4 separate regions of the Mus musculus genome follow, and regions 1, 2 and 4 are each linked to region 3. Evidence: chromatin loops called from intact Hi-C (ENCODE). Cell type or tissue: gastrocnemius. All regions are shown on one strand. Region 1 overlaps Zc3h4 (zinc finger CCCH-type containing 4). Region 2 overlaps Npas1 (neuronal PAS domain protein 1). Region 3 overlaps Sae1 (SUMO1 activating enzyme subunit 1). Region 4 overlaps Sae1 (SUMO1 activating enzyme subunit 1).

Region 1 (8,000 bases), 50 kb before region 3:
AGTTCTCATAGAAGTTCTGGGCTGGCGGGATAGGAGGCATCATTCCAGAATGTGGGGAGTCTCCAGGACCATAGGGCATCATTGGGGGGCCACCAGGACCCATGGGAGGGCCAGGGTTCATGCCAGGACCCATTGGCATGTCAGGATGCATGTCAGGGTGCATGTCGGGGTGCATGTCGGGGTGCATGTCAGGGTGCATGTCGGGGTGCATGTCTGGGTGCATGTCAGGGTGCATGTCAGGATGCATGGGTCCCCCCATTGGCCCTGGGGGTCCCATGTTGGGGCCAGGACCCATTGGCCCCGAGGGTCCACCAGGTCCAGGGAACCTAGAAGAGGAAATGGTACTTGTGATGAAGCTGCTAAGGAAAGGCAGCAGCTCCCAACCAGTAAACCTGCAGTGTTCACTTGGAGCCTGAGGCCCGGAGTCCAAATGGCGTCTGACAGCCTCATCAAGGGCAGAGCCCTGCCAGGCCAATGCTCCTGTGCTTCTGTGGACAATATACTCACCTCACGCCCAGCTTCTCAGCTAGCTGCCCCGTGGGCCGCACCACAATCTCAAACAAAGAGGGGATCTTCTTGTTGTACATGTCCTGCTGTAACTGTTGTGGAGACAGTGGCTCATGTGTTGGCAGGGACATCTGAGGAGGTCCAGGAGGTGGTGGAGGAGGTGGTGGTGGTGGAGGAGGGCCACCTTGCATGGGCCTGCCATTAGGAGAGGTGGGGGCTGGAGGCCCAGGGGGCCGTGGAGGAGTAGGCAGGAGCCCTACACCAGGAGGTGGCTTGGGCAAAGGGTTGATGCCCTGCTTCTTCAGCTCCTCTACCTCCTTCTCGTCCTCAGCGCCTGCTTCTGCATCATCAGCCAACATCTGTGGGAACCAAAGAAGTCACATCAGAAGGCTCCACCAAGTCAGACTGAAAAACTTCGGGCACACACCTGCCAAGGGCCTTAGAATGCAGAGCCTAGGACCTAAATTCATCTTCTTCATCACCCTGGGCACAGTGTACACAATTGTAATCTTAGCATTAGGGATGAAGAGGCAAGAAGATCAAGTTTAAAGGCAGCCTTCCTCACCACCACGGTTCCCATTTACAGTGTCTATAGATGACCTGAGACAGATTTGTCCAACAAGGCTTCAGAACACATTGGTAGCGCACTTCTCTCTACCAGCATCAAGTGTGAAAGCCCGGGCAATACCCTTAACAATCTGAAACAGCTACCAGAGAGGACAAGCCTGAGGCTCAACACTAGCAGGCATTGCTGGGTAACAAACCGGATGAAAGCAGTCTTCCTGGCACCCTTAGGGATGTCTTCTAACATGGACAGCTCTACAGCTGGCCTTCCCTATGTGTAAAGCCTTTTACAACACAGACCCTGCAGCCAACAGGCTGACGAGTCTGTTCCTAACCTGGTCTTCTAATCTGTGAGCCCAATGACATGAACATGGCAAACACACATGAGAAAATGACCAGAGGATAGGACATAAACTACCTATCAGCTATTTCAACACAGATGGAGAGAATTGTCCTTACAAACCCTGGTAGCCTTTCCATACATGGCCTCCCTCCTAGCAAGACCACTGCTTGTTGAACATTTCGACTGCTAGGGCTGAGCTGTGTCGCCAAACCTTTCATTAGAGCTGATGCTAGAATCCAAAGGTCTATTATCTAGGTAAAAATGAGAGTCATCACCAGGTATGGTGGCACATATCTTTAATACCAGCACTCTAGAGGGATAGGCATGCTAATTCTATGGATATAAGGTTAGCCTGGTCTACATACTGAGTTCTAGAACAGCCAGGGCTACAGAGAGAATTTGTCTAAAGAAAAAAAAAGTGCCGCTTGCCACTTGCATACACAAATAAGGTAGCTGTCACTAATTCTAAGCTTTGCCCAAACAAGAAATATACAAATGTACTTTAACCAATGACTGTGAGTGATCAACAAACCTAACCATCAGCTGAGGAATTCAACCTTGCAGACAACTGCATTGAACTGCAGAGACACACAGTGCTGTAAGCAGATCAAGAGTGCCCTACGGCATGCAAAAGTCACCCCCCCCCCCCCCCACACACCTGCTTTACTCTGTAGTTCTACTTAGAAGACACTTGTCCTCTCCAGTCAGTGAGGGGTACAGGCTCTCCCACAGAGTTACCACCTGTTCCCCATCCCTATGATACCCTGAAAAAGCAAACTATAGGGACATAAACCATATGGGCAGTTATTAATGGAAGGGAGGAGAGACTTATAGAAAAAGAGAGGGCTTTCAACGGTTGGATAAACTGTGTGTGTGTGTGTGTAATGTCTATATTGTATAGAGCAGACACAAATCTACATGTTGGTCAATACCCACAGATCTGCTGGGCAAAACCTGGTGGTCCATGCTTGTAATCTCAGAACTTGGGAGCTTCATGGGTTCTTCAGGGAAGGATCATGGGTTCAAGAATGACTGTAGATATGTAGTGAATTCAAGGGCCAACCTGGACTACTCAAGACTATTCCAAACAAAAACAGCCAGTCTACGTCAGAGCAGCTGAAGCCCTGCCGCACAAGGGAGAAAACAGGCGCCTTTCCCTGGGGTGAGGGCTATCCCCCGACAGACTTGGAGGTTTACATTTTGTACTTCAGCATAAACTTGACACCTAAGCATCTCTACAGCCATCCAGGTAACCATCATGGCTCAGGTCATGCCATTTAGCCGAGTTGGCGGTTTGTAAAGAACTCAACTGTGCTGGTGAGAAGATACAACCAAAGCCAACAGAAGAGACTTCCAGGAGACTGCCAAGGTAACAGCAGTAGGACCTGTGATTCTGCATCAGAGCTTCTTTGTGATGCGGATTCCTGTTAGTGACATTACTGTGCTGGCTGAGAACACTCTCAGCGTGGGAACTATGTGCAAACGAGGAGGTAAGCAGCTCACAAAGTAAGCAGGTCTCAACACTTTGTGTTTTTCTTTTTCTCCTTTCTGTTTCTACATTAAAATTCAAAATTTCAAAACACTTTTTCCATTAAAAAAAAAAAATCTTTGCTCAACATGGTGGTGCACACCTTTAATCCTAGTGCTCAGGAGGCAGAGACAGGCGGATCTCTGAGTAAGAGGCCAGCCTGGTCTACAGAGCGAGTTCCAGGACAGAGAAACCCTGCAAATGTATGACAAGAGGAGGCAGGAGGAATCAAAAGGTCAGCATGGGCCACAAAGCAAAACTGTCAAAACAAAACAAAACAAAAGAAAAAAAGGGGGGTGGGTGGGCTAATGCAAATTTAAATAACAGAGAAAACACTAGTACACACCTCTAATCCCCACACTCATCCCGGTCTACGTGTGAGCTCTAGGTCACCCAGGACTACATAGAGACCATGTCTTTATTAAAATATACATAGATATGTAAAACAATCCTCCTCCCAACCAAACTTTAAAAAATAAAACAAAACTACAAGAAAAACTAAACTGACCAAGGGGTCAGGCCTGGGCTCCTGCTCCTGAGTGTGAACACTGAGCCTCCAGCAGGGGGCGGCCTCTAATCAGACACTGCTGGTCCTTCCACAGGCCAGTGGTTACACTCTAAAGGGACCGGATGCTGACCATCAGCTCTCAGCCTGATAGGCTCACAAAAGGAATGGCAAAAGGAAGCATCCCCACTAACTGTACCAATCTGGGGAAGAAAAACAGACACTAGGATGAGTGTCAAATGGCACCAGGTTTGTGAGCTCCTGGTCCCACTCCCTTCTTCTCTACATGAGTCCCTGTGACTGCAGAGACACTGGCATTTCCAGTCTCGGGGCATCTCAGTCTCTCTACACAACACAACACCATAAGGTGACAATCCTTTCATTCCACTGTCCCCTAGGGAATCCAGTGCAGCTGCCTCAGGTCTGCTGTTAAAGCAGCGTGACCCTTGCCCCGCGTCTCCTGTAGGAAGATGTATGTATGTACAGATGGATGTAACTTGCAACAGACTCTGATCTTGCAAAGGTTGTCTGTGCCGACAGAGTGGCGTCAGGCTCCTGTGGACTTTGCCCGTGCCACCTCAAGCATTACCTTATCTAGGAGCTCTCGTGTCTCTTCTGTCAGCGGGTCATGGGAGAACATGCAGTCGTCACCATTGATGCAGTTCCCAGTGGTGTGGTATAATTTACACGGAAAGTCACGTTCATGACTAATTAAGGTAAACATTTCTTCTCAGAACCCACCCCAAAGAATTAAATAACCCCCTTCGTTTTGGAGGTGAGGTGACAGTTAGGGTTGTGCACTGGCTGCCAGTGGCTGTTCTCAACACTGCTTTAACTCCAGAGCAAGTTCTGGTCCACAGAGCTGGACTTGGAAAGGGTCCTAAGACTCTCTACAGAGAAAGGGACTAAAGGACGTGGGTTTCCTCAGGTGAAGCTGTGAACAGCTCAGAGAGAGGATAAAAGAGGCAGAAGGAAAGCTGAATGGTAAGGCCCCAGGAGCAGCAACACAAGACAGACACAGCAGACAAGACGGCAAAGGATATCATGCATGTAGGGGCAGTTCTCAGCACGAGCACAGAACCCCGTGATGTAAAATTTGCACAACTCTCGCTTCTTCGGTAGCTCAATGTCGTGGCTAAAATTGCAGTGGTCTCCCTGGAAAAAGAGAAGACGAAGTGAGTTCTGATTCACTTGTGTCTGCAGTGGGACCACAGACAAGAACATGTCCCCTTGGGAAAATGTAGTCTCCCAAATCCAGGCCCTGCTCCCTAGCCTGTGCCTTCTGCTCAGGCTCAACTTTTCACTCCTGTGTTTTCCTGATGCATCTCTGTCCTTCCTTTCACACCTACTCTGTCCCACACTATTTGCTGTCTGGCAATAAAAACTCATCACATAAGCAAGCTCTACATTCTGTCCTTCCTACTGAACCTTGGCTTTGAGGAAGACGCCTGCCTAAAACAATACCCCATTTTCCAACTTCTCTTGTTCTCTCCACAAAACAGGCAAAAGCTTCTGGGCGAGCGACGTCCTGAACTGAGACAGACAAGACCCAAAGCCAGGAACCTGATACGCCGCACATCAGGCTGGCCTCAAAGGCCAGTGACCTGCCTGCCTCAGAATCCCAGAGCTGGGATTAGAGGCCTGCGCCACCACTGCCTGGCATCCTCCTAGTCCATGGATATAAAGTTCAAAAGCGCAGCAGTCATTATACAAGTACAGTCCATGGTGACAAATGCCACAGATTTAAGAAAGGCGTGGAAAGGAAGAGTCTAGGTCTCCAGGGAAACACTGAGCACTGCAGAAGCCTTGATTCCTGATCTGAATGACAAACAAGTATGTGTTGAAACCAGTACAGTCAAGACTGAGGACAAGCATGGTGGTGGCTGCTGCACACACCTTTAATCCCAGCACTCTTGGGGGAGGCAGAGGCAGGCAGATCTCTAAGTTTCAGAGCAGCCAAGACTACACAGAGAAACTAAGAGTAGTAAGGACTATTTTACATATTTCATATATTAGTCTATAGGTTTAAATACCTACTTCCTGACTTCCAAGGGAGCAGTAACTCTCAGACATCTATGCCACCTGCCTGCTGCCTTTGTATCACTATCACTAAATGGTCACACGTATCTCTTGCACAATGTCCAAGGCTGATTCTGTCCGGAGTCTTTAATAATCCCTTTCCAATCCTCAAGCTCAACAACGTAATGGGAACAGAGTAAGCCCTGAGGACTCACTTGAAACTCTAGAGACTAGACAAAAATTTCTACCAGAAAGCACCCCTACACCTCAGACTGTCTACACAGCTTGTTCTGGCTCTTCTACCGTAAGCAGAAATCCGAGTACTCTAGGCTGCCCAGAGGTCTCCTGGCTGCAAGGTGCCAAGGGCCGCTATCACACAGTCCTTCCCATTCCCAACAGTGTGGGTCACATGTCCTCAGGCGGTACACTTACCCAAGTGCATCGTCCCTCCACAAAGTATTTGCAGATGACTTTGCCTTTCTTGTCAGACTGCTGGTGGGGCTTGTCATGATCACTCCGCCGGTAGCTTCCGCCACCACCGTCCTGTGAGTAATGCAGAAGAGGATGGGAGTGCATCAAGTATAGAGAGAACAGGACAGGTGCAGACAGCTCCTGTCACACCACATGCAATACAGTACCCAGATGGGAAAAACTCTGGCACCTGAGCTGGGCAGGAATGCACCCCTCCTAGAGAGAATAGCCAAGACTTTTCTGGAAACTCTCCTGAACAATCCTGCACCATGTTAACCTTCCCATTTTAGAAACTCAAGATGGGGGCTGGTGAGATGGCTCAGTGGGTAAGAGTATCCGACTGCTCTTCCGAAGGTCCGAAGTTCAAATCCCAGCAACCACATGGTGGCTCACAACCATCTGTAACGAGATCTGACTCCCTCTTCTGGAGTGTCTGAAGACAGCTACAGTGTACTTACATATAATAAATAAATTAATTAATTAAAAAAAAAAAAAAGAAAGAAACTCAAGATGGCTGCAGGTATTGTTTCAGATAGAGGGCTGTACAAAAGGGCATCACCCTGAGAAACTGCTGAATACTGATCAGCCCATGGGTAAGAGGTTGATTGGGACAGGGGACAGGATCAGCCTTCACAGAAGAGCTCATTAGAAAACAAAGAGCCAGGGTGGTGGTGGCACATGTCTTTAGTCCCAGCACTCAGGAGGCAGAGGCAGGCTGATCTGTGTTTCTAAGGGCAGAGTGAGTTCTAGGACAGCCAAGGCTACACAGAGGACACTCTGCCTCAAAAAAACAAAACAAACAAACAAAAAACCCACAAATGAATGAATGGACGAATGAATGATGGTAAGATAAAATAAAGGAAACAACAACAAATCTCAAAGTTGCCTTGATCAAAGCCTCAGATGACAGGGCCTGGAGAGATTGATCACTAGTTAAGACTGGTTAACAATTTGAGGTTCAGTGGCTCTCTGAATTCAAGGCCAGCTTGATCTACAAAGTGAGTTCCAGGATAGCCATGGCTACACAGAGAAACCCTGTCTCGAAAAAGACTTAAAAAAAAAAAAAAAAAGGAAGGGAAGGAGGGAGGAAGGGAGGGGAAGGGAAGGGAAGAAGAAAAAAGAAAAGAAAGGAGATAAAAGAAAAAAGATAAAAGAAAAAGGAGAAAGAGAATGAGAAAGAACTGGCTGCTCTTCCAGAGGACCCAGGTTAAATTTCAACCCCTCACATGGTCATTCACAACTGTTTATAACTCCAGTCTCAGGGATCCAATGCCTGTGGGTACCAGGCACATACTTGGTGCACAGACACAGGCATCCAGGCAAACAGCCATATGCAGAAAAATAAATAAAATTAAGAAACACAACCCAGAGAATGCACATCAGATCTCAGGAGTGAACTTACACCCATGTCATCATCGTAGAAGTCCTCGTCATCATTCATTCCGCCCTTGCTCATTCCACCTCTGCCGCCTCGACCTCTGCCCCGGCCCATCCCCTTCCCTCGGCCTCCTCGGGAACCGCGGCCTCGGCCTCGACTCAACCCTGTGGAGAAGCCGAGAAGGGATTTAACTTCTCCCACTAAGCCAGCAGTGGGTGCAGCCCAGCCAGCACGTCCTCAGGGAGCCCTTGCCCACCTCGACCTCGGCTGTCCTTGGACCTGCGGTACTGGTTCAGCTCCTTGGAATAGTCATCGTAATCATCGTCTCCCATGGGCTCCTCACTTTCTCCATACTGGATTCCAGAGAAACAAGGCAAAAGTGTCATGCGAGAGACAACCCTGAGTTAACACTGGGTGGCAGCCATGTGTGCTGGGTGGTCCCAAATCCCACGCTTGAAGCCTTTTCACTTCAGACTCTAACTCCATCAGGCAGAGCCAATCACAGTGCCTCTGGGCACATGGGACAGCTGTACAACTTCAGGAAATGGGTCACGCAATGGATATAGACGGAAGGGACAGAATGGTGTGTATTCTGTACATCCCTCCCATGCCTGCCATAAGAGGCAGGAGACATTCTAGAAGACTCAGAGAAGCCCTGTCTCAGAACAGGGTTTTTGCTATCTAC
Region 2 (8,000 bases), 87 kb before region 3:
GTAGTTTTCAGGAAGCTGAGGCAGGAGAATGGCAAATCTTAGTCAAACTTGGGTTATTTATTGAGACTCTATTTCAAAGAAACTAAAAATTTTCATCCAAAATGTATCCATAGTAAAATTAGATAGCATTTTTAAAAACGTATTTGTTAGCTGGGCGTGGTGGCGCAAGCCTTTAATCCCAGCACTTGGGAGGCAGAGGCAGGCGGATTTCTGAGTTCGAGGCCAGCCTGGTCTACAAAGTGAGTTCCAGGACAGCCAGAAACCCTGTCTCGAAAAACCAAAAAAAAAAACAAAAACAAAAACAAAAACAACAACAACAAAACAAAAACAAAAACGTATTTGTTTATGTGTTCATATGTGTATGTGGGCAGGACACAGCACACAGGTGGAAGTCAGAGGACAATCTGTGAGAATCAAGTCTCATTGTATCACATAAGTTCTGGGGATCTTCAAGTCTGATGGTGCATGCATTTATCCACTAAACCATTTCTACAACTTTTAAAAATATTTATTTATATTTAAGTGTGTGGGTGTTTTACATGAATGTATGTACCACAGATGTGTAGTACTGACAGAGGCCAGAAGAGGGCATCAAATCCCTGAGACTAGAGGGGTTCTTCCGCAAGAGGGCGTGCTCTTAACCACTTAGCCAGTTCTCCACACCTCCCCCATCCCGGCTTTTAGACAGGGTCTCGCTCTGTGCCCTGACTGGTCTGGATCTTGCTGTACACACAAGGCTGTTTTAAAGTATCCAAACCAGCACCATTTACTGCATAGTCCCAAAGGAGTCCTGCAGCCATGAAGCAGCCCAATGCTGCCAAGCACAGACCTGCTTTCTGCTCCCATCGACTTGCCAGTTTTAGACATTTCATAGGCGTGGGGTCACTGTGGCCTTTTTGTGCCTGTCTGCTTTTATAATATTTCATCACAAATCAAGGCTTCAATTCCTCTTCATCTTGGATCTACCGCATTTTGTATTGGTTCTCGGAGGCTGGACGTTGGGGAATTTTTCTTGGCTCTGTGTAATGCTGTTCTCTCCGTGTGCATACAGCACTCCTCACAGTACCTATCTTAAGGTTGTTGGGTTATAAAGGGATTGCCAGAGGCTCACGTCATAGCTCTCTTTTCACTTATTGAAGAATCACCGAGCTGTTGTCTTCAGCTGCTATCTTAATGTGCAGTCCACCCTGCAGTGCAAACTTCTCTAGCTACTCTCATAATTTTGTATTTCTTTGGATTTTGTTACTGTCTTTCAGTGCAGAGGATTGAACCCAGAGCCTATGAATACTAGACAAGCACTCTACCACAGAGCCACTCACTGGAGAATTCTAGGCAGGGGCTCTACCACTGAGCCACGCCCCCAGCCCCTCACTGGGAGATTCATCGCAGGTGTTCCTCCACTGAGCCAAGGCCTTAGCATCATACTGGGAGATTCTAGGCAGATGCTTCATCACTGATCTATGTTGCCAGCCCTCATTTTAACTTTTGAGATAGGAACTCATTTGTTATGTACCCCAGGCAAGCCTTTAGTCATTGATTCTCCTACCTTGCCTGCCAAGTAGTTGGAGTTACGGGCCTTCACCACCAGGTCAGCCTCAGCCTTGGGCTATTCATTGGACCGGGCTTCGGTGCCCAGTGAGGACAGTCTGCGCTGTTCCCGTCACTAGCACTGCCTGTACTGTATAGGACCTGTGAACAGAAGTACTCAAGAACTTTTTGGTTTTGGTGTGAAAAAGAATGAGGGAGTGGACAAATTCCTCTTTCCAATGTCTGTCACTCAGTCTTGGTCTCTCTGTCCCCTAGGGAACAACCATCCTGTGAACTGGTTCTCTATGGTGGCTGGCTGGGAGTTTAAGACTGACTGGGCCCCTAAGGGCTGCCCAGAGCAGTGAGTCAGACCAAGGGTCCCTGACTGTCCTCCTCCTCCTTCTGTCCCCAGCCCCAGGCCGCCGAGGCCCTGTGGCTCTGGTCTCTGAAGTCTTCGAGCAACACCTAGGTGGACACATCCTACAGGTGAGCGCCTCCCTTCCTAGCCTGCTGCTTTGTGCTGCCACCTGGTGGTAGCATCTGGGAATAGCACTATTTTTCCTGCATCAGTTCCCTGTGGAGAACTGGACAGGACTAAGGGTACCCAGGTTGTTCCCTTCCTACACCCGCTCCGTTTGTCTCAACTCTAGTCCTTGGATGGCTTCGTGTTCGCTTTGAACCAGGAAGGGAAATTTCTCTACATCTCAGAGACAGTGTCCATCTACCTGGGTCTCTCACAGGTAAGTCTTCCCTGCAGTAGGCAGCTATCTTTACCGCCTGACCTATGCATGCCCTTACTCTCTTCTGGTATCACTAAGCACAACGTGAAAAACAGACAACCTTCCTTGGAACCCCACAAAGCAGCCCGACATATGCTGGAGGACTCAAGCAGGACCACAAGTTCAAAGCCAGCCAAGGAGACTTAGCAAGACCTCATTTCAAAATTAAAAACCTCATCTAGAGATGTAGTTCTACAGCGATGTGTGCTCACCTAGAATCCTCCAGGGAAGGGCTGAGCTCAGTGAGGGTGTGAATCAGCGGTATGCCACTTGTGTACCATTCTGGAGGTCCTGGGACTCCAATCCATTGTGTCTGGGGCAGGATTGTAGCTTGGTTCATAGAATGCTTGCCTGGTGTTCACAAAGCCCTGGGTTCCTTACATAAACTGGGCATGGCGGTGAGGTATAAACCTTACATTAAACTCCATCACTGGAGAGGTGGAGGCAGGAGGACCAGAAGTTTCAGGCCAGCCTAGGCTATCTGAGACTGTCTCAAAAACTAACACTTCCCCAAAGGAGGGGACTTGAATGTGTAGGTGACAAAGTAGGGTGGATAAGGTGGTTGTGTGGGTGGGGTGGGGGATGAGGGTGAGGACCACAGGGGGGATAAAGGTTAGAGGGAGACAGGTCACCCACTTCAAGCAGAGGGACAGTAGAAGAAGGCACGGTGGGTTTCTGAGTAAGAATTGCCATAGTTGGATATGCAGCTTCCAGGAGAGTTTTAAATGGGGCTTGAAGGTCAGAGGCTCCCTGTGAAATCAGAGCATGATCAGAACAGAAAGCTAGAGGCTGTACTGAAGGGGCCTGGCATGGGATCCATGTGAGATCTGAGAGGCCAGTCTCCAAGGCCCTAACTCATTAAAGAGCTGACAACTGCCGGGCTTGATTTCCAGCACTTGGGAGGCCGAGTCAGGAGGATCACCACAAGTCTGAGGCCAGCCTGAGCTACCTAGCAAACCTCTGTCTAAAAAAAGAAAAAAAGAAAAAAACAAAAAAACAAAAACAAAAAGGGCCAGATGTTGCAGCACATGCCTTTAGTCCAGAATTTCAGGAGGTACAGGCAGGCAGATTAATAAGTTTGAAGCCAGAGCTATAAAAGTGAGACCCTGGGCTGGAGCGATGGCTCAGTGGTTAAGAGCAGGTGCTCTTCCGAAGGTCCTGAGTTCAAATCCACATGGTGGCTCACAACCATCCATAATGAAATCTGACGCCCTCTTCTGGGGTGTCTGAAGACAGCTAGAATGTACTTACCTATAATAAATAAATAAATAAATAAATAAATAAATAAATCTTTAAAAAAAATAATAAATACATCTTAAAAGAAAAAGTGAGGCCGGGTGTGGTAGCGCACGCCTTTAATCTCAGCACTTGGGAGGGTTCGAGGACAACCTGGTCTACAAAGTGAGTTCCAGGACAGCCAGGGCTACAGAGAAACCCTGTCTCGAACACCTCCCCCCCCCAAAAAAAAAGTGAGACCCTGCCTCAAACAAAAAAAGCCCCTCCCTCCTTAATTCAAAAAAGCAGGAAACACCTAAGAAAAACACAAGCCAGTTGTGAAGTGCACTTGAAGGTTGGGCGAGCAGACCTAAGCTAAACCCAGCCTCAGCTTTGGCGCTCACGCGGCTCCTGCATTCCTCTCCATCACCGGCAGGTGGAGCTGACGGGCAGCAGCGTCTTCGACTACATCCATCCTGGGGACCACTCGGAGGTCCTAGAGCAACTTGGATTGCGGGCTGCAAGCATCGGTCCCCCTACACCACCTTCCGTGTCCTCCTCTTCCTCATCGTCTTCCTCCTCGCTGGTGGACACCCCTGAGATTGGTAATTTCCAGGAATCCCATCCTTGCCAGTGAATGAAGCCTGAGGGTAGATCCTGGTTTTTGTGTTTAACATGCTACAAAACAAGGTTTTGTAAAACAAACAAACACAACAACAACAACCCAAACCAAAGCAACAACAACACAAAACAAAAAACCCACAATGAGTCAAGCCAACTTAAGGCACTAGGGTGTCTAAACTTGCCTGGTTCCCCAGAGTGGCCAAAATACACCAACATTTGAGCTGCTACAAGGAAGTAGGAATAAGACTGAGAATTTTTTTTTTTTTTTTTTACATTCCACTGTGCCTTTAAATTTTCATTGGGCCCTAACTTCAAACCCACAAGCCATGAGGGATGGCCCCCAACTCCAGGCACAGCACAGAGAGATCAAGTTACTTGCCCCAAGTCACCCAGCTGTTCCATATTTTTAGTTGTGTGTGTGTATGTGGTGTGTGTTTAACTTTCAGGATACAGTTCTTTTGTTGATTGTTTGGGGTTTTTTGTTTTGTTTTGTTTTTTAGTGTTTGTTTGTTTGAGACAGGGTTTCTCTGTATAGCCCTGGCTGTCCTAGAGCTCACTCTGTAGACCAGGTTGGCTTTGAACTCCTCCTGCCTCTGCCTCTGTGTGCTGAGGTAAAGGCATGTGCCACCACGGCCCAGCTTCCTTTCTTTTATACTTCTAGTCTGTGGTAGGGGACCTGACTGTCACAACAGTTCTAGCCTGCCCTCTGTGGTCACAGGTGGCTACTCCAGCCTGGGTCAGACTGATGCCAGCGGATGCCTGGGGGGCAGAACAGAGCTTCTGAGCAGGAAAGAGGGGCTCATCTGACCTTGGACCTGGCTGTCCCACAAGGGGAGATTACTTTATCAGTGTACCTGTGCGACCATTAGATGCATCTGAGTGTCTGGAGCAGCCACAGTGAGGCTGGTTCTGAGTTGACGGGGTTCTGGAAAACTATGACAGCGCCCTCTTGTTCTGCCTCAGAAGCCAGCCCCACCGAGGCATCGCCTGCCTTCCGAGCCCAAGAGCGGTCCTTCTTTGTCCGCATGAAGTCCACCCTCACCAAGAGGGGCCTGAATGTCAAAGCCTCGGGGTACAAGGTGGGTATGAACTGTCTCTTTCCCCCTGTGTGCCAGCTATATCCCGGGATACAAGGTACTGAGAACAGAAACTGGGAGACACTCAAAGCCTTCCCAGGGCCAAGGGATCTGTGGGTATCAGGTGGAACTGGGTGAAGCTTTGACTTGGCTGTGGTCCTCCTGCCTCAGCAGTCCCACCTGGCACCTCCCCAGCCACCCCCACCTTCCACAGGTCATTCATGTGACAGGGCGCCTGAGGGCCCGAGCCCTGGGTCTTGTAGCCCTTGGACACACGCTGCCCCCAGCCCCACTGGCTGAGCTGCCTTTGCACGGACACATGATTGTCTTCCGCCTCAGCCTGGGCCTCACCATCCTTGCTTGTGAGAGCAGGTACCAGGGTAGGGGCGGGAGGGAAGGTGGGTCCAAAAGGACCTGGGGATATGTGGGGACCAGTCAATCCTGGGCCTTTCAGTCAGGGGCCGTGGGGAGTTGGGAGGAGAGAGGACAAGGGAGAAGGCAAAGGTGCCTGGGAGACGTGAGGGTGGCCCTGGCTCCCTTACAAGGCTTGCCCATTTCTTTTTCGGGCCCCCTTTTCTTCACCTATGCCCATTTTACAGAATGAAACTGAGGTACTGCAAGGGTGTGGATCCTGGGGAACCCTGAAGCCAGCTCTGCTGTCTCCTGTCACCCAATGTCTCCCCACTCCTTTTCCCTTTCTTTCCTGTGTCCTCCAGAGTTAGCGACCATATGGACATGGGGCCCTCAGAGCTTGTGGGACGCAGCTGCTACCAGTTTGTTCATGGACAGGATGCAACCAGGATCCGCCAAAGCCATCTGGACCGTGAGGCACACTTCTGTACCCTCTCCCCATCCTCCTACCACCACAAAAACACGAATGACCCTGCTTCCCTGTTCCCTGGAAGTCCTTCTTCAGGGCTAACCAGAGTCTCTGGTTGCACTGCAGCTTCTGGGGGCTGTTCGGAACAGAAAAGCAACAAAGAGGCTGAGCAGTGGCTGGGGGTGGGGGATGAGGGTCAGTAAGCCGGGTAAGAGGGGTCTCTGACCGATGCTGGGGTGCCTCTGGGTCTCTGACTACCTCTGTGCCTTTCTCTCTCTTTCTCGATTCTCCCCACTCTCGCTGCCTCTGCCTGTCTCCTGCTCACCTGCCTTGACCCTCCCCACCCCTCTGGGCTCTCTGCTCCCCTGGGATGGACCAGTGCTGGACAAAGGGCAGGTGGTGACTGGTTACTACCGTTGGCTGCAGCGTGCGGGGGGCTTCGTGTGGCTGCAGTCTGTAGCCACTGTGGCCGGGAACGGGAAGAGCACTGGGGAGCATCACGTGCTGTGGGTCAGTCACGTGCTCAGGTGAGAGGTGGCCCATTGCCATCCCAGCATCTCCAGCAGCTGCTCCCCATCCCAGCCAGGGCCCTTAAGGGAGGGCTGGCTCTGTAGACACAAAGGGGAAAGAACCTAGGAGGCCTAGGTATGGAATGGCCTCACTTGGTGGACACGGAGAGGAATCAGTGTTGGGAGGAGACACATCTGTGACGTAGGCAGGGCAGGAACGCTCGTGTGGTGTGCCTCCGGCTGAAGGTGTGAATTGGACTCGTTCGTGTGGTGTGCCTCCGGCTGAAGGTGTGAATTGGACTCCAGGGCACTGGGGAGCCACAGCAGACTCTATACAGGGAGAGTGGTGCAAAACATACACGCGTTGTGAGCAGAGGGCACAGAACGGATGAGCCTCAGGTCTACAGCCTGAGAAGCCCAGGGAAGAGCAGAGCGATTGGGGCTGGAGCACAGAGTTGGGGGCAGGGGAGGCTGTAAATGGCAGCAGGATATTTTATCTCGTGGTCACTGGAGAACTATTGAAGGCTTTATGTCTGGAGGGGATCACAATTCTGCACTTTTGGAAATATTTTTCTTTCTGCTGAGAGTTGACTGGGAACTAAAAGGGACTGGAGAACAAGGGGAGGCTGCGGCATGGTTTAAGAGATGAACGGGGAGAAGAGAGAAGAGGGGTGCCATTTGCCCTTTGCTGAGCTGATTTGATTTGGACCCTAGAAGGGAGCAGGTGATTTAGATAGGAGAGACACAGATAACCATGGCATGCTTAGAGGATGTCCAGGTAACACGAGGTGGCTGACAGTGGCTCAGGTTTGCCACAGCAGGGAGAACTCAGATGAGAATATATTTGGAACTGGGTCTGGTCCTCTTTGTCCCAACCAGTGGAAAGACTGAGGCAGGAGGCCACCTTGGGAAACCCAGGGAGTGTCTGTCTCAATCAGGAATGCTCAGTGGTAGAGCCCCTGCCTAGAATCCCCCAGTGAGGGGCTGGGGGCGTGGCTCAGTGGTGTAGCCCCTGCCTAGAATCCCCCAGTGAGGGGCTGGGGGCGTGGCTCAGTGGTGTAGCCCCTGCCTAGAATCCCCCAGTGAGGGGCTGGGGGCTTGGCTCAGTGGTGTAGCCCCTGCCTAGAATCCCCCAGTGAGGGGCTGGGGGCGTGGCTCAGTGGTAGAACCCCTGCCTAGAATCCCCCAGTGAGGGGCTGGGGGCGTGGCTCAGTGGTAGAACCCCTGCCTAGAATCCCCCAGTGAGGGGCTGGGGGCGTGGCTCAGTGGTAGAGCCCCTGCCTAGAATCCCCCAGTGAGGGGCTGGGGGCGTGGCTCAGTGGTAGAGCACATAGGAGGCTCTTGGGTTTAATTCAAAGTGTGTGTGTGTGTGTGTGTGTGTGTGTGTGTGTGTGTGTGTGTGTGTATCCAACTAGGAGTTTATAGGTCTGATAGAAAGTTTTTAATGCTG
Region 3 (8,000 bases):
GGTTGGTCTCAAGCTTACTAAGTCGTGGAGCAGACTCTGAACCTACCTACCCTTTATCCTGTCCTCACCTCTCCAGTGCTGCGGTCACAAGTGTGCACACCACCTCTCGCACACACCTTCTTATGCTTCCATGGGTTTTGCTTGTGTGCTCCAGATTAAATCATGGCTCTTCTTGCCAAGCTGGGGTTCTACTTAAAGCACTTGCCTGCTGTGGCTGGAGCCCCTGAGTTCAGTCCCCAATACCATAATAAATACACTTGTCCTCTTTGGTTATTATACTAGTCTGAGTGGCTGTGCACACATAACCACTCCAGACTTCTCTTACCTGTGGCGTCATCTTCTCATCCCATGGCTTCTAGTGCCCCCCAGAGCCCTCGTGCTGTGCTCCCCCCACCCCATTTTCATACTTCACATTTGTCCTTTCTATACCACTTCGCGGCCTCTTTGTTTTTGCTGTCTCTGAAAACAGTCAAGCCAGGCATTCTCCTTTCCCTTTTCTTTCTTCTTTCTTTCTTTCTTTCTTTCTTTCTTTCTTTCTTTCTTTCTTTTTTTGGGGGGGGGGGGGCTTCGAGACAGGGTTTCTCTGTGTAGCCCTGGCTGTCCTGGAACTCACTCTGTAGACCAGGCTGACCTTGAACTCAGAAATCCGCCTGCCTCTGCCTCCCAAGTGCTGGGCTTTTTTCTTTTTCTTTTTTTCTGAAACATGTTTTTTTGTGTAACAACCCAGGGTGTCCTGGAACTTGCTTTGTAGACCAGGCTGTCCTCTAACTCACAGAGATCGGTCTGCCTCTGCCTCCCAAGTGCTGGGACTAAAGGTGTGTTCCACCCCACCTAGCTTCAAGTATCCCCTTTTGAGCTTGTGTGTTTTCTATAGTTGGAATACTTTCTTTTCAGTTATCTGTATGTTGATCGGTTGTTTATTTTATTTTGATGAAAAATCACCTTCTCTGGGTTTCTTGTTGTGGAGACAAGGTTTTTGTAATCCAGTCTGGATGTGAACTTCCTGAGATCTCTCTCGCCTCAGCTTCCCAGCCATTCAGGTGACAGATACACTCCTTCAGAACGGTTTTCATCATTATGTAACACTTGTTCTTTAAAATTGCATCTTCCCTTGTCCTCTTTTTATTCGTTTATTTTGTGGTTCTGGAGAGCCATGCAGGACCTCATCCATGCACGGCAAGTGTCCTACTGACGGAGCTCTGTCCCCTGCCCCGTCCCCTGACAGAGCTCTGTCCCCCTGCCCCATCATCTGGCCTTATGCTTGAAGAGCTGCTTTCTCCACTGCGCTGCTCATTGTGGAGAGGGCATACACAACGTGCTCAGTAAAGAAGTCATTTTCTGTGCACAGTTGTTTGGGGCCAATTTTCTAGATCTGAAGGTTCAGTGGTGTTTCTGTGGTGCATATAGTGAAAATTAAGTTTTCTTTTTTTTTCCTGTCCTGTGATTGAACAAGTCCCACTACTTGGGGTCATCAGATTAACATAGCATGTGCTTCACAGGCTTCGAGCTTCCCGGGTGCTGATTGTTGGCATGAAAGGACTTGGAGCTGAAATTGCCAAGAATCTTATCCTGGCAGGAGTCAAAGGGCTCACCATGCTGGACCACGAACAGGTATGTGCCATCTGATTGCCCTGTATCTCTCAAAAGGCCGTGCTGCCAGTGCTGCTGGGCAAATCCAGGTTCAGTGCCACTGTAGGGAAACTGAGGCCTGGGAGGAGGTTTACGTGAATATATAGTCTTCAACCCCTGAGCCGCTGATTCAGGCCTGGAATGATTCGGGAATGGGAACATATAGAACATGGCTCAGTTCAGTGTGATGGCACATACCTATAATCCCAACACTCAGGAGATTGAGGCAGAACTATAAATTCAAGAGTAGCTTTTGCTATATAATGAAGGTCCTAAAAAAAGTCACAGTGGGACTGGAGAGATGGCTCATCAGTTAAGTGTACTGACTGCTCTTCCAGAGTTCACATCTCTACATACTCACATGGCAGCTTACCACTGTCCATAACTCTAAGATCTGACATTCTCACATAGACATACATGCAGGCAAAACACCAGTACACACAAAATAAAGGTATGTAATTTTTTAAAAAAATTTAAAAAATAGTCAAAATAATCTCATAGATGGCTCACCATCATTACTTTGAAAAACATTGAATCAGACAGAAGGTAGGTATATAGACTGCATATCCAGAGAACAGTGAGCATCCAGTATGAAACTGTACATCATACAGAGATACCACAGCAGTGCCCAGTTCACGTACAGCTTTCTCTGGCCTATCTTTCCTTTAGGGTGGAAGTGCTTGTTTATACATTTTCAAGCCTCACTGACATGTAAATTTTCTAGCAATTTTTTGTTTATTTGCTTGCTTCTTGGTCTTGAGGCAGGGTCTCGTGTAGTTCAGGCTGCAGTGGGACTTGGAGTGTAGCCTCAAACCCTACGAGACCTTGTCTCAAAAAACTAGAACTTTATACTATAATATGAAGAAAGCCATGAGCTTTACGTACTCAGTGCCATAACTTTTGTTTGTTAGTTTCTTTTGTGACAGAGTTTCTCTGTAGTTCCTGACTGCCCTGGAACTTGCTATGTAGACCAATCTGGTCTTGAACTCACAGAGATTTACCTGCCTCCACCTCCTGAGTGCTGGGATTAAAGGCAGGCTTGCGCTTCTCCATGCCGGGCATGAGGCTGTTGACTATGTAGGGATTGGCTGGGAGCTTTCTGTGTAGACCAAGCTGATCTCAAACTCAGAGATCAGCCTGTCTTCTGCCTCCGGTGCTGAGATTAAAAGAATATGCCGTTGATTCTGGCATTTTTATTGCTATTGAAGTAGGATTTCGGTTAGTTCAAGCTAACTGAACAGGTGAAGGTGACCTTGAACTCTGATCTTGCCTCTACTCCCCAGTGCTGATTTTACAGACATGAGCCACCACACTGTTTATGAAGCACTGGTGGTCAAACCTACAGCTTCATTGCTTGCTAGACAGATAGCATTGCCAACTAGGCCATATCCCCATCTAAAAATTAAGTTAAATCTAAGAGGAAAGTGGTATGGTGATACATGCCTGTAATCCCAGCACTCAGCAGAGGCAGGAGGATTGCTGCAAATTTAAATCCATCCTGGGCTACATCGCAAAACTCTCATACATCAAACATTTAAAAAAGAAAGAAAATCTAAGAAAATACATATCTGTGAGCAGTCAGGACAGAAGATTTTTGTGAGACTACAGTGCCCTCTAGAGGCAGGAGCACATCTGGAGGAGGATTAGTGTATGTGCCACCAAGCAGTTATCTGGCTGTGGGGCTCATCCCAGATGTGTGAGGTGGCTCTGATGTCATGTCAGAAGAGTGCTAAGGGCTGTGAAGTGTTGGGAGGCATGGGCTGATTGTCTTCCTCTACTCACTTGGAGGGCCATAGTACCTTCTCCTTGAGTGTCCTCAACCCCAGCTACACTGTAGAGAACCTGGGCGGTGATACAAATATCAAAGCACTCCAGGATTTGGAGTTAGGTGTGGTTTATAATGGACTTTCTGTAGCCTAGTGCTACTCAGCTTAACTAGCCCAACTCCCATCAGATAAGTAAATACACTATGCTTTTCCTTCCCCAATTTCCCAGAGAACACCGTTGGAGGAGAAGGTATAAAGTTGTTTGGAAGGCTGTGAAATCATGTGGACTTGGCTATAGTCCCAGCTTCTACAACTGGACAATAGACTTCTCAGACTTTGTTTTCATTTAGATGGGGGTTTTAATGCCTGTCCCTTAGCATTTTATTTAGTCTACATTCACACATCTTAGAGCACTCCCTCAGGGACCCTGAAGTCTGCCGTTCACTGAATAAAAGGTGCTTACACTCTGGTTCTCATTCTCAAAGCATTATCCAGAAGCCATTCTGGCCTCCTTAACGCAGATTGTGATATGGAGACTTGGAGAAGTTTCCTAGGGTTCTGATCTGAGTTAAGGAGGTGCTTATCAAGTTGAAAGACTGCTTTGGCAAGGGATTTTTTTTTCCTTAAGATTTTATTTACTTATCATATGTAAGTACACTGTAGCTGTCTTCAGACACACCAGAAGAGGGCATTCAATCTCATTACAGATGGTTGTGAGCAGCCACTGTGTGGTTGCTGGGATTTGAACTCAGGACCCCCGGAAGAGCAGTCAGTGCTCCTAACCGCTGAGTCAGCTCTCTAGCTCTCCCTCCGGGCTGGCAAGGGAAGTTTTAAGAGGGTCTGCTAGAGCCCTCCAGGTGAATATTCATTAAACAGTTTCAAAGAAAATGAGAAGGCAACCTGAGCAGCCTTGGCCTCTATCACCAATCAAGATGGCCTCATTATTGAAGGTGATCGGGACTCTAGATCTTCAAGGTGTGTTTGAGTGTATCAGTAATCACTGCATCAATTGTTGACTCAAGATGTAGGATGAGAAACCACTTTACAAGTGTGTTAGGTACTGTAGATGAGAGGTGAGATGTCGGGAAGTGCGCTGGTATGAGGAACAGGAGAATCTGCTGGCCCATACATGCATGAACTCAAAGCCAAGAAGAGATATAGGAGATGATTTCACTTTCTTATTCTCAGAATTACTTGAGTTCTGGGACCTGCCACCATCTGCTCGGTAGTAAATGGAGGGAAAGGAGGTTAGGTCCTGGTTACTTGTGGCCTCCGTCTTGGCAAGGAGTCCAGGTCCTTGCCCTTAGCCAGCTTACTGCAGGGCTACATGCAGGCCAGGAATCCACGTGAAGACAAGGTTTTGACTTGGGCGATTAATGTGTTGTTAATGGCTTATCTCCAAAAGGTGGTAGATAAGAACACTCAGTGATGAGGTCTGGTGGGTCTCCAAGAAGCTGTGACTTTAATAGACTGAGGTGGATGGCTGGAAGGCAGTCTGCACCAAGAGTGACTTGAGAAATGACGCCAACTTTTGGTAGAAATTAAAAGCATAAGTGAGCTTGTTTTGGAACTATACAGAGTGAAGTGAATGGACCCTGAGATGGAATCTTGCACACAGCTTTACTTCACAGGGCCTATGGAGACTACAGTGTCTATCAATAGAAGAGAAGAGCCAGGATCTGAGCTCAGGGTAGCAGCATATTACCTGTGGAATGATGAGTGTCTATACTGTTTCTATACACTTAAGCAATACAGTCAGTGATTGAACCAGGATTTGAATCTAACCAGAATGGTGTAGAGCCGTTCCCCATAATCTCAGACTTATGCCTTCCAATAGGGAATGAGATCCCAACAGCATGTGGTGACTGAAAAGCATAATACTGGTTGGAAAAAATGCCACCCCTTTTTATTTTTTATTTTTCCTTTTTATTATTAATATTTTTTCAAGACAGGGTTTCTTGCCAGGCATGGTGACACATGCCTTTAATCCCAGCACTTGGGAGGCAGAGGCAGGCAGATTTCTGAGTTCCAGGACAGCCGGAGCTATACAGAGAAACACTGTCTCGAAAAACCAAAAGAAAAAAAAAAGGACAGGGTTTCTCTGTAATAGCTCTGGCTTTCCTGGAACTAGTTCTCTGTAGACTAGGCAGGCCTCAAACTCAGAGATCCACCTGCCTTTACCTCCTGTGTTCTGGGATTTAAGGCATGTGCCACCAACTCCTGACTTGGCCCATTTTCTTGATACTGAGAAAGAACGTGTCCTTTGGATAGTTGGTAGGTGCCTGGGGAGGGACAGTGGGGGAGATGACTTAACTTCCCCTGAACCTAGTTCTGGTGAACTCATTTGCTAAGTTAAATGTTTTGTGTATGAAATACTTTTGAGTGATATGGATGGAGTCTACTTGGTAGCTCTGGTCTCTGGGGCTCTGCTGACATATCTACCCTTAATGAAAAAGTCAATTACTCTGCTTGCTTCCATGTCCTTCTGGGCTGGGGGTGGAGATTCTTCCAATTCAGGGACGGTCCTTTGTGTGCTAGGGAATCAGTTTACTGCTGAGAACTAGTAATCACTCAGTAGCAGTTAAAAATCTACCCAACTTTAAGTAGAGGAAACCTTAAACTTTGCTTGGAGAGTTTCCCATGTAAACACAAGAGGGTGCTCTTTAACTATCGATGGCCAGCTTTAAACTGTAGTGTGGTACAGCCTCAGAAGAAAGAACAGTCAGCTATCTTAGGGTTTCCATTGCTGTGATGAATACTGTGACCAAAAGCAGCTCAGGAAAGCAACATTTTATTTCAGCTTCAACTTTGAGGTCATCCCATGACTGAAGGGAATTAGGACAGAAATGTGGAGGCAAGGGCTAAGACGGAAGACATGGGGAACACTGTTTACTGGTGTGCTTAGCTTTCTTACTTAGACAGTCAGGGACACCTGCCCAGGGATGCCACTACTTATAGTTAACTGGGCCCTCCTATATTTTTGTTTTGTTTTTGTTTGTGGTTTTTGTTTTTGTTTTTGACAGGGTTTCTCTGTGTAGCTTTAGTTGTCCTGGAACTCACTCTGTAGACCAGGCTGGACTCTACCTGCCTCCTCTGCCTCCCAAGTGCTTGGATTAAAGGCATGTGCCACCACTGCCTGGCAATTAACTAATATTTTAATGGATTTGTTTGTTTGTTTGTTTGTTTGTTATATGTAAGTACACTGTAGCTGTCTTCAGACACACCAGAAGTGGGTATCTGATCTCATTACAGATGGTTGCGAGCCACCATGTGGTTGTTGGGATTTGAACTCAGGACCTCTAGGAGAGCAGTCAGTGCTCTTAACTGCTGAGCCAGCTTTCCAGCCCCCTACATTAATTATTAATCAAGAAAATGCCCCCACAGATTTACCTATAAGCAATCTGATGAAGGCATTTTCTCACTTTGGTTTTCCTCTTCCCAAATAATTCTAACTTGTTAAGTTGACCTCCAAAAAACCTAACATATCACTAACTACAACTTTTCCTTTCTGACTTGTCCTGAATAAGACACTAAACGGTCTTTTAAAAAAATTCAAGCACTTTAGCAGTTCAGTCTCTCTAAAGATTTATTTTTATGTATATGAGTACCCTATAGCTTTGCTGATGGGTGTGAGCCTTCATGTGGTTGTTGGGAATTGTATTTAGAACCTCTCCTCGCTCTGGTTGGCCCTGCTCTCTCAGACCCAAAGATTTATTTATTATTATACATAAATACGCTGTTGCTGTCTTCAGACACTCCAGAAGAGGGCGTCAGATCTCCTTACAGATGACTGTGAGCCACCATGTGGTTGCTGGGATTTGAACTCAGGACCTTCGGAAGAGCAGTTGGTGTTTTTACCCACTGAGCCATCTCACCAGCCCCCCCTGTTCAGTCTCTTTAAACATCCAGAATACCTTTCAAGGTTTTTCTAAAACACCCAAGTCTCTCAACTAACTGTGGGCTTCTGCAAATTAAAAAAAAAAGTGTTTTCTTACTCTTTTTTTTTTTTTTTTTTTTTTTTTTTAGATATTTTCTATATTTACATTTACATTTCAAATGTTATCCCCTTTCCTAGTTTTCCCTCTGAAAATCCTCTATCCTCTCCCCCTCCCCCTGCTCACCAACCCACCCACTCCCATTCCTGGTCCTGGTCTTCCCCTACACTGGGGCATAGAACCTTCATAGGACCAAGAGCCTCTCCTCCCATTGATGATGGACAAGGCCATCCTCTGCTACATATATAGCTAGAGTTTCTTACTCTTAAGAGGAAAAACCTGAGCACAGTCAAAGTCCAGCAGTGTGAACCTTGGTGTCAGACGCCTGTGACTCAGGATCTTCTGGGCTCCAGAGATCTTGAAGAGCTCCATTCCACAGCTACTTCTGCCTTTGGTACTAGCTTCTCCAAGTGCTGGCATCTCTGTGGCAACTGGGCTGAATCTTCACCACAGGCCTCTTTTGGGCTTTCTTCAGGCACTCTGACCCTGCAGTACCTCAGCTGCTCTTCATGACTCCTTTGGCTGCTATCATAAGGTACAGTCTTGGCCCTCTCTGGACCAAGCTTCTGTGTGCTGACCCTGAGCAAACATTTCCTTACAAGATTTTGCC
Region 4 (8,000 bases), 50 kb after region 3:
GGTCTTGGATGCTGCCTATAGTTGCCACTTTGTCTGCTCTACCAGTCGTGTGAGCAGGTTTCCATCTAAGAGGAAAACATAGAAAAGAGATCCAACAGCTATGACCCTAACCGACATCCGTCAGAGTGGTGTCAGGGCACCCTGTTTATTCTGCATGCTGTGAGTATGTGTAGAGGAGGGTTAAGTTCAGTGTCTATAGGACGCGTGATCTACCAGCAGCCACATGAGTGGCTCTACAGTGACCTGTGACCTCCTGTTATGACAGTTAACGACTTAAAAGAAGACTAGGTCTAGGAACTATGTAACTCTTCTAGAATATTTGGTTTACTAAAACTTTTTTTTTCCTTCCCCGCCCCGTCCCCTGGTTTGCTAAAACTATGGCAAACTTTGAAGTAGATTTTATTTCCTTTGGAGACTTAAATATTTGCCCAACTTTCTTAAGTTTGTCTTATGCAGGGCTAGGGTGTAGCTCAGTGCTAGTGTTTGTTTAGCATGCCCAAGGCTCCTAAATTCAGAAACTTTAATTTTGTTTGGTTTTTGTTTTGTTTTGTTTTGTTTTTGTCTTTTGAGATAGGATCTTATTCGACAACTCAGGCTGACTCTTGGCCTCCTGAGTGCTGGGAATGCAAACATGAGCCACACGACAGCTCTTCTGCAGAAGTGTCTGTAGTCATGTCTCTTGTGGACAGAGACATGGCTGGCTGGCTGACTTCCACGTCTCTTCACGTTCAGACTGAGGAGGGCAGTGTGTGGAGATACTGGTTCTTGCTGCTTTGACTTGGGGTCTCCTTGAATCCTGTAGCTTTACCATCTTTTTGTCTCCTTTGCTGATTTGCTCTCTGGTCTAAACTCATTTGCCCAAGTCTCCCCACTTCTACACTCTAGACAGCAAGGGCTGGAGAAACAGGAGAACCTAGAGGCTCTGCAGATGTTGCCCTAATAGCACCACTCCAGAGACTCGCATGGCACTGTTTGCCCTGGGGGGAGGTGAGGTTGGAGAGTGGAGGCTGGGGCAGGTGGCCTGGAACCATTGTTGATGGTGGCTTCTCTACACATCCCTGTCTTAATGCTGCCCCCTCCTTCCTGCCTGCTGGGTACAGCTGTTGCTCAGCATCTTGTTTCTGTTTACCCCAGACAGCCAGAGCACTCTACATTCTTGGTTGCTGGGTGTGTTTGGAATCTCGTACCCCAACTTGCTTGAGAATCACTTTACCTTTTGCCCCATGTTCACCCTCTGCCCTGTCCCTTCATCCCTCCACTCCCTCTGCTTAGCACACTACAGCCAGCTGGCAGGAAGGCCTGCATCTGAGGCCCTCGCTCTGAGCACCTATTAAAAGTACTTGGGAGCAGTTCGAGGGAGAGTGTGAAAGTCCCGCAGATCAGGTTTTCCTCCTCCCTCCCTCCTTTGTATCCTTCTAGTCGCTCACTGTCTGGCAGGCTTTATAGGCTTCAGCCATCCCTGTGGCCCATGAGTTTCTGTCCATGGTGGTAGAGGGAAGAGTGAAAACAGCAGCCATAGCAGACCTCATATTAAAACTCAAGTTGAGCCCAGCAGTGGTGGCGCATGAATCCCAACACTTGGGAGGCAGAGGCAGGCGGATTTCTGAGTTTGAGGGCAGCCTGGTCTACAAAGTGAGTTCCAGGACAGCCAGGGCTACACAGAGAAACCCTGTCTCAAAAAAAAAAAAAGGGCCAAAACCAAAAAACTCAAGTTGAGCCAGCACCTTCAGTTGCAGCTGTTCAGGAGGCTGGAGCCAGGGAGCCCAGGAGACCAGACCAGCCTAGTCAGCAGAGCCATGAAGGATATAGATATGGGTCATGTCCCCTTTGGCTTGGAGGCTCTGGGAGTGTTGTCTCTATGGCACCATTAGATAATGCTCCTTCCCATTGATGACAACAGCTCCTGTTACTGAGAGATGTATCCTGGGAGGGACAAGGAAGGGATGGCAGAGGAGTTCTGCACATGCTGGTGACCCCTGGAGCTTAGGTGGGCCAGCCACAGTTGAGGAGCACTAAACCGTTATACATGGTTGGTTGGTTGGTTGGTTGGTTGGTTGGTTGGTTTGTGACAAAGTCCTACTGTTTGTGTAGCCCACCTGCACTCTGCTGGCCTTGTACTTCCTGAGATGTGAATGCCATTCCAGGGACTAAACTCGAATATTTAACTCTGAAGCTAGGGAAAAGCCTCTGTTTAAGCTTGGTCATGATTGTGTTAGGCCTCTTGCTTTTTTCTCTGTTTGTTTGTTTGTGTGTGTGTTTGTTTGTTATAAATGGTGTTTTTCTAGACATAGTTTTTCTCTAGGCTAAGCTGGCCTGGAACTCAACATCGATCCACCTGCCTCTGCCTCCCAAGTCCTAGGATTAGAGCTATGTCGCCACCTCCCATCCTAAGCAGAAGCTTTTACCCAGAGGGCTCTTGGCCCTTCCTTTGTCATTTTCATTGTAGTTTTTCCCTGGCCCACGTTAGAAGGCCCGTCAATGTGGTGGTCTTCTGTCTCTACTCTGAAGCTGAGCCCTCTTCTCCTCTCTCCAGGCCCTGTCTCAAAGGGACCCTCCTCACAACAACTTCTTCTTCTTCGACGGCATGAAGGGGAGTGGAATTGTGGAGTGCCTTGGTCCCCAGTGAGCTGAGGTGTGTACAAGGCCACCGAGTCACCTGCCCTCTCTCCGGATCATTTTTCTAGAGCAAGCAGGCCAGACTTCATCCTGCCTTTGTCTTCGAAGCTATCAGGGAACTGCGGGGTCCCAAATATGATAATCACGTGGCACCTCTGGCATTGCTCCCTTGGGCTGTCACTGGGGACTGGCAGTGCCTAGTGAGAGAGAGCATCATACTTCATGATGTCAGAGTGTCTTGTCACGGTTTGGACTTAACTTCCCTCTATAGTCAGCAGAGGGGATCCGAGGCCCAGTGCTGCCTGGAGAACTGAGAATAGACCTCTGTTGTTGACCCTTCCTCAGGCTGGAGCCTGGGTGTTGGAAGGGAGAGACTGTCACCCAGTTGTCATGTCTTTTGGTTGTGAGCCTATGCACCTTACCTTTAATGGTTGAACCATCTTTTCAGCCCAAACAGTTTATTTCTAAAAAGTAGATTTAATGCTAGGGGCCATTATGCAGGCTTGTAATCCTAGATGTTGGGATGCCGGGGCAGGATTTACTGTAAATTTCAGGGCCAAGTTGGTCTACATAATGTACCAAGAACCTTTCTCAAAATATAATAAAGGGCATATTCCAGAGTTAGGGTGGGGCACTGTTACCCAGCTCCTTATACTGGGCACCCGGGCCCCTGACAGGAGTGGGTTGGGGGGCAGTTGGTTTGGTCTTCCTTCTAGGAGTATGAGGGCAGCCTGTCTAGTTTGTAGATCCCCTTGGTTGCTGGATAAAGGATGATAATAAAGTGTCTTTCTCTTAAACTTGCTTGTCTCCTCTGTTTTAGAAACATGGGTGGGTAGCTGGTGTCCTATTTTCCTTAAACCTGAAAAGTCTCACACCCTCTTATGCTTAAAAGATTCCTACTGTCTCCAGCCCAGCCTCCTTGCTTCCTTTGTCCTTTTGATAATACAGCAGTTGCACTGCAGACAGGACACATGGATGCTTAGGCTCCTGCCTGTGTGCTGAGGGTCTCAGTACTAACAGGCTGAAGTCACGTGGGTGAGCTAGAGCGCCCAGCTTAACCATGGTGGGTGGCACACTCCTGTCCTGTCTGCACCTAGGAGGCTGAGACAGGAAGGTCACAAGTTGAAAGCCAGCCCCTTCTGTGCAGCAAGTTGGTGAGGTGGAAAGCAGAATCCTATGGCTATAAGATAGGGCTTCCCCTGCAATACCATCAGCTCCAGTTATTAGTCCCCCTGTGCTCTAGTTGGTGCAAGACACAGTTCTCACCCGTGTGTCCCCGTATCCATCCCAGGTGCAGTGGAACCCTTTCTGGGCGTCATTAACACAGCTGTAGCACTGGGATCAGCAGCCCTGTGGATCTCTCGGGTATGAAAGGCCAAAGAAATCACCTTTCTGGTTGCAGTGTGAAGTCTTGGTCACAAGGGGGAGCAGACACTCCTAACCTACGTAAAACAAGCTTTCCATCTGGTGCCTCTAGGTCACAGGCTGAGTCACCCAGAGGGCCTCTGAGGAATCTGGCCGCTGCCAGTCCAGATTACAAGTACCCTACAGATAGGAAGATCCCTACGTGTCTGGGAAAGCCAGTAAAGTAATGGCTTCTAGAACCTCTGCAAGGTATGCAGCTCTGTGGGGACAGAACTTATCCTCAGAGGCATAGGAGTCAAGAGAGCAGGGCATGGGGGTGGGCTGCCCAGAGGCACAGTACCTCCAGTCCACCCTTCTCAAAGCGTGCTGGAGAGTGGGCTGCACAAAAGACAAACACAGCTGGGCAGGCTATCCCCTGCCTGTCCTCCCAGCATGCAGGAAGGGGAGGCAGGACAGGAAATCCAGGACAGCTAGGACTACATAGACCTTGTCTCAAACCAACATTCATAAAGCAGTAACTCACTTCTGTGCTCAGTCTTACCTACTTTTTAAAAAAAGTTGAATGCCAGCCGGGCGTAGTGGCGCACGCCTTTAATCCCAGCACTCAGGAGGCAGAGGCAGGTGGATTTCTGAGTTCGAGGCCAGCCTGGTCTACAAAGTGAGTTCCAGGACAGCCAGGGCTACACAGAGAAACCCTGTGTCGAAAAACCAAAAAAAAAAAAAAAAAAAAAATTGAATGCATTTCTTCAAGTATGGGTGTTAAGTGTGTAAGTTCACACACTGCACTTCTCATGCTGAGGTCAGAGAGCAGACTTAGGGTTTAGGGTGCTGCTGACAAGGTGATCCACACCTTAAATCCGACCACTCTGGAGGCAGAAGCAGGTGGACGTCTGCGTTTGAGGTCAACCTAGTCTACATTGTGAGAGTTCAGGGACGGCCAGGGCTACACGGTCAGACCCTGTATCAAAAACAAGCAAAACCAGTAACATAATGCTTCTGCAGTTGCTCTGGGGATACTTATGTTAGACTTTCATAGTTATGACCGGTTATTATTTTCATTTGAAAATTAAACATAAGAAGATAAGATTATGTGTCTAGTCTTGACTCTCAACTTGACTACATCTGGAATTAACTGAAACCCAATCACCTGGGTTACACCTGTGAGGGTTCTTAACACATTTGACATGGGAAGACCCACCCGCCTTCATCTGGGCCATACCTAGTAGCAAGGATGGGTGGAAATTCTTCCACGTTGGGTGTTCTGGGAGTCAAGTCAGATGGAGAGTGCTTGGCCTAAACAGTCTACTGTCTCGGTCATTCCACAGCTCTCTCTGCTATCTTCAAAGGCTTCTCTGCTGACGCTCAGTGTGCTAGCAGTGTATGCCTATATTCCCAACTGTTGTTGGGCCAGGAGGATCTCAAGTTCAAAATCAGCATGAGCTAAACAGTGAGAACTCATCTCAAAGAATAAACAAGGGAAAAAAACCCTCAGCGCATCAGGCAGCCTGGCAGCCTGTTAGACTCATAATCCTAGCAGCTGCCCTCATGGCTGAACTCAGGATTTTGGAGAGAAACGTGAGATGCTTTTTGGATGTGTTGGCTGTATCCACTTTCCCCCGCCCCGAGGTCACCCTCATAAGTCTTGAGAGGGAAGCTTTCCAGATGGCCAAGTTCCACCCAGACTCAGCTATGTAGATGTATGTCCACCATGGACAAGTGAGGTTTTTTTAAACCTCCTTTACACAGCTTGTGTTTAAGAATAATATGTTGAAAAGTCAGTCGGTGTTGGCGCACTCAGGAGGCAGAGGCAAGCGGATGTCTGAATTTGAGGCCAGCCTGGTCTATAGAGTGAGTTCCAGGACAACTTGGACAACTGTTACACAGAGAAACCCTGTCTCATAAAACCAAACAAGTAAAAGAATATATGTTAGGGCCAACAACATAGCCCAACAGCTAAAAGTTATGTGCTGCTAAGCTGCTGAGTTGGGGTCCCTATGCCAGGTGGGGGTCGGTCAAAGGATTCAAAGGAGTCCTATGTGGGTTACAGGGATCACCTTTACCCACTGAGCCATCCCACTGGCCCCACTTAGGTGAATATATATTTTAATTTTTTGTGTGTAGTAGTTATGCCTGCATGTATGTGTTTATATGTACTACATTTTGCCTGGTGCCCACAGAGGCCAGGACAGGGCACTGGTTCCTCTGGACCTTGGAGTTAAATATCTTTGTGAAACACCATGTGGATGCTGGGATCCAAACCCCGGTCCTCCACCAGAGCAACAAGAACTCTTAACTGCTGAGCTATCTTTCCAGCCACAGTGATATTTTGTTTGTTTTGTTCCTTGTGTTTTGGGGACAGTGTTTCTCTGTGTAGCCCTAGCCTTCTTGGAATTAAATCTGTTCAGGCTGGCCTCGAACTCAAGAAATCTGCCTTCCCCTCAGCCTCCCTACTGCTGGAATTAAAGACATACACCACAATCACCTGACACTGCCCCCCACACCACACCCTACACACTGGGATAATTTTTAAGGAGGAAATAAACTTGTAGGCAAAAGTCCATCTTTCTCCAAAGCAGCCATGGCAGGATGGGGACATGTAGAGAGGAGAGGTGCTGAGCCCCTTCATGGGAAGGTGTGGGCCCACTTAAGTTCCTGCATCCCTTGGGCAGAGGCCATGATGGCTGCAGCTGCTTCCTTTTCTCTTGGGTTTATTTTTCTAGGAGCCTGTTGGATTTGTACAGCATAGCTTCTTGCTATAAGTATCCCTGCGTCTTTGATGCAGGGGGGAAATTTTCTACTTCAGTGTTTGGATCTGGGAAAAGAAGGCAATCTTGTGACTAGAGAGATGGGGTTCAGTTCCCAGTACCCACACGGTGGGTTACAACCAGTTGTAACTCAAAGGGATCCAATATCTTCTATCTTCTGCAGGCCCCAAGCATACATATGGTATACACACATATATGGGGAATCATACATACATGTAGAATAAGAACAAATCTTTAACAAAGGAAAAGTAGACTGGGCAGGGGCAGAGGTAGGCAGATCTCTACTAAGTAGCAAGTTGAATGTAAGCCAGGGTACATGAGACTTAAAAAGTTGAGCCGGGCGTGGTGACGCACACCTTTAATCCCAGCACCCCGGAGGCAGAGGCAGGCGGATTCCTGAATTCCAGGCCAGCCTGGTCTACAAAGTGAGTTCCAGGACAGCCAGGGCTATACAGAGGTACACTGTCTCGAAAAAACAAAAACAAAAACAAAAAACTATAGTAAATGGATTGGTTCCCGGTATACCCAGAATCAGCAACACATGGTATAAATTAACCAAATGAATATTCTAGAGCTGGAAATGTACGCAATAGACGTAATATAATGGAGGTGAGAAACATTGAATCGAAAACACAGTAAGAAATTTTGCAGCCCCCCAAAAAGTTTGAAAGATTGAAAAGGTTGAGCAAGGTGACTCAGCGGGTACAGGAGCTTCCTGGAGTTTGTTCCCTAGGACCCATGCGGTAAAATACAAACCCTGAATTTCACAAGTTGTTCTCTGTCCTACACACACACACACACACACACACACACACACACACACTCAAAGATACATACATACATATACAGACATAGGTACATATACATATAGACACAGACACATGCATATACACACCAATATATACATGAAGTATACATACACTGTGTTAAAAACTTCATAACCTCTTGTGAGAAATGATCTCAAGGTCTGAACTATGGTACACAAGGCTTCATGCTATATAACCAGAACTTTACTGCCCACCCACAAATTATTCAAATTATAAAGCTAACTAAGAGGCAAATGTGTTGGCTCAAACCTATGAACCTAGTACTCAGACTCAGGCAGAAAATGGAGGACTGAGGGAGGGTGGAGCACACTTTTAATCCCAGCACTTAGAAGGCAGAGGCAGATGAATCTATAAATCCAGCCTGGCCTAAAAAATGAGTTCCAGGGGGCTGGAGAGATGGCTCAGTGGGTAAGAGCACTGACTGCTC

The links. Hi-C counts contacts between places; a loop is a spot of excess contacts. Peaks named below come from ENCODE experiments on the same cell type or tissue, not always from the same donor. Only the 100,000 strongest peaks of a DNase experiment are listed, where the experiment ranks them.
Region 1: it touches region 3 in a loop (7-fold over the local background); 8 of 42 quality-filtered maps call a loop at or near these places.
Region 2: a loop joins it to region 3, with 4 times the contacts of the local background. A loop is called at or near these places in 9 of 42 quality-filtered maps.
Region 4: a loop joins it to region 3, with 2.0 times the contacts of the local background. A loop is called at or near these places in 14 of 42 quality-filtered maps.

The regions. Positions count from the first base shown.
Region 1 is chr7:16,421,857-16,429,856 of GRCm38, reverse strand. Zc3h4 (zinc finger CCCH-type containing 4) reads right to left here. Exons shown (of 14, transcript NM_198631.2): 6 at 7,572-7,668; 7 at 7,340-7,479; 8 at 5,899-6,009; 9 at 4,491-4,602; 10 at 4,037-4,146; 11 at 508-866; 12 at 1-326. Among named protein-coding and RNA genes, the nearest start is that of Zc3h4, 25 kb to the right of the region's middle. In gastrocnemius, a CTCF peak has its summit at 3,491 (motif pointing right); a DNase peak (open chromatin) is centred at 3,515.
Region 2 is chr7:16,459,374-16,467,373 of GRCm38, reverse strand. Npas1 (neuronal PAS domain protein 1) reads left to right here. Exons shown (of 12, transcript NM_008718.2): 4 at 1,940-2,013; 5 at 2,178-2,267; 6 at 3,958-4,126; 7 at 5,109-5,224; 8 at 5,436-5,593; 9 at 5,938-6,044; 10 at 6,421-6,568. Among named protein-coding and RNA genes, the nearest start is that of Tmem160, 11 kb to the right of the region's middle. In gastrocnemius, CTCF peaks have their summits at 587 (motif pointing right), 2,057 (motif pointing left) and 3,957 (motif pointing right); DNase peaks (open chromatin) are centred at 3,958, 5,476, 5,877, 6,541 and 1 more place.
Region 3 is chr7:16,371,976-16,379,975 of GRCm38, reverse strand. It overlaps Sae1 (SUMO1 activating enzyme subunit 1), which reads left to right. Exons shown (of 9, transcript NM_019748.3): 2 at 1,500-1,611. Among named protein-coding and RNA genes, the nearest start is that of Sae1, 12 kb to the left of the region's middle. In gastrocnemius, CTCF peaks have their summits at 3,260 (motif pointing left), 6,045 (motif pointing right) and 7,122 (motif pointing right); a DNase peak (open chromatin) is centred at 3,256; H3K27ac peaks cover 221 bases.
Region 4 is chr7:16,322,463-16,330,462 of GRCm38, reverse strand. Sae1 (SUMO1 activating enzyme subunit 1) reads left to right here. Exons shown (of 9, transcript NM_019748.3): 9 at 2,534-3,413. The coding sequence ends at 2,626. Among named protein-coding and RNA genes, the nearest start is that of Bbc3, 17 kb to the right of the region's middle. In gastrocnemius, a CTCF peak has its summit at 4,033 (motif pointing right); a DNase peak (open chromatin) is centred at 4,082; H3K4me3 peaks cover 279 bases; H3K27ac peaks cover 2,595 bases.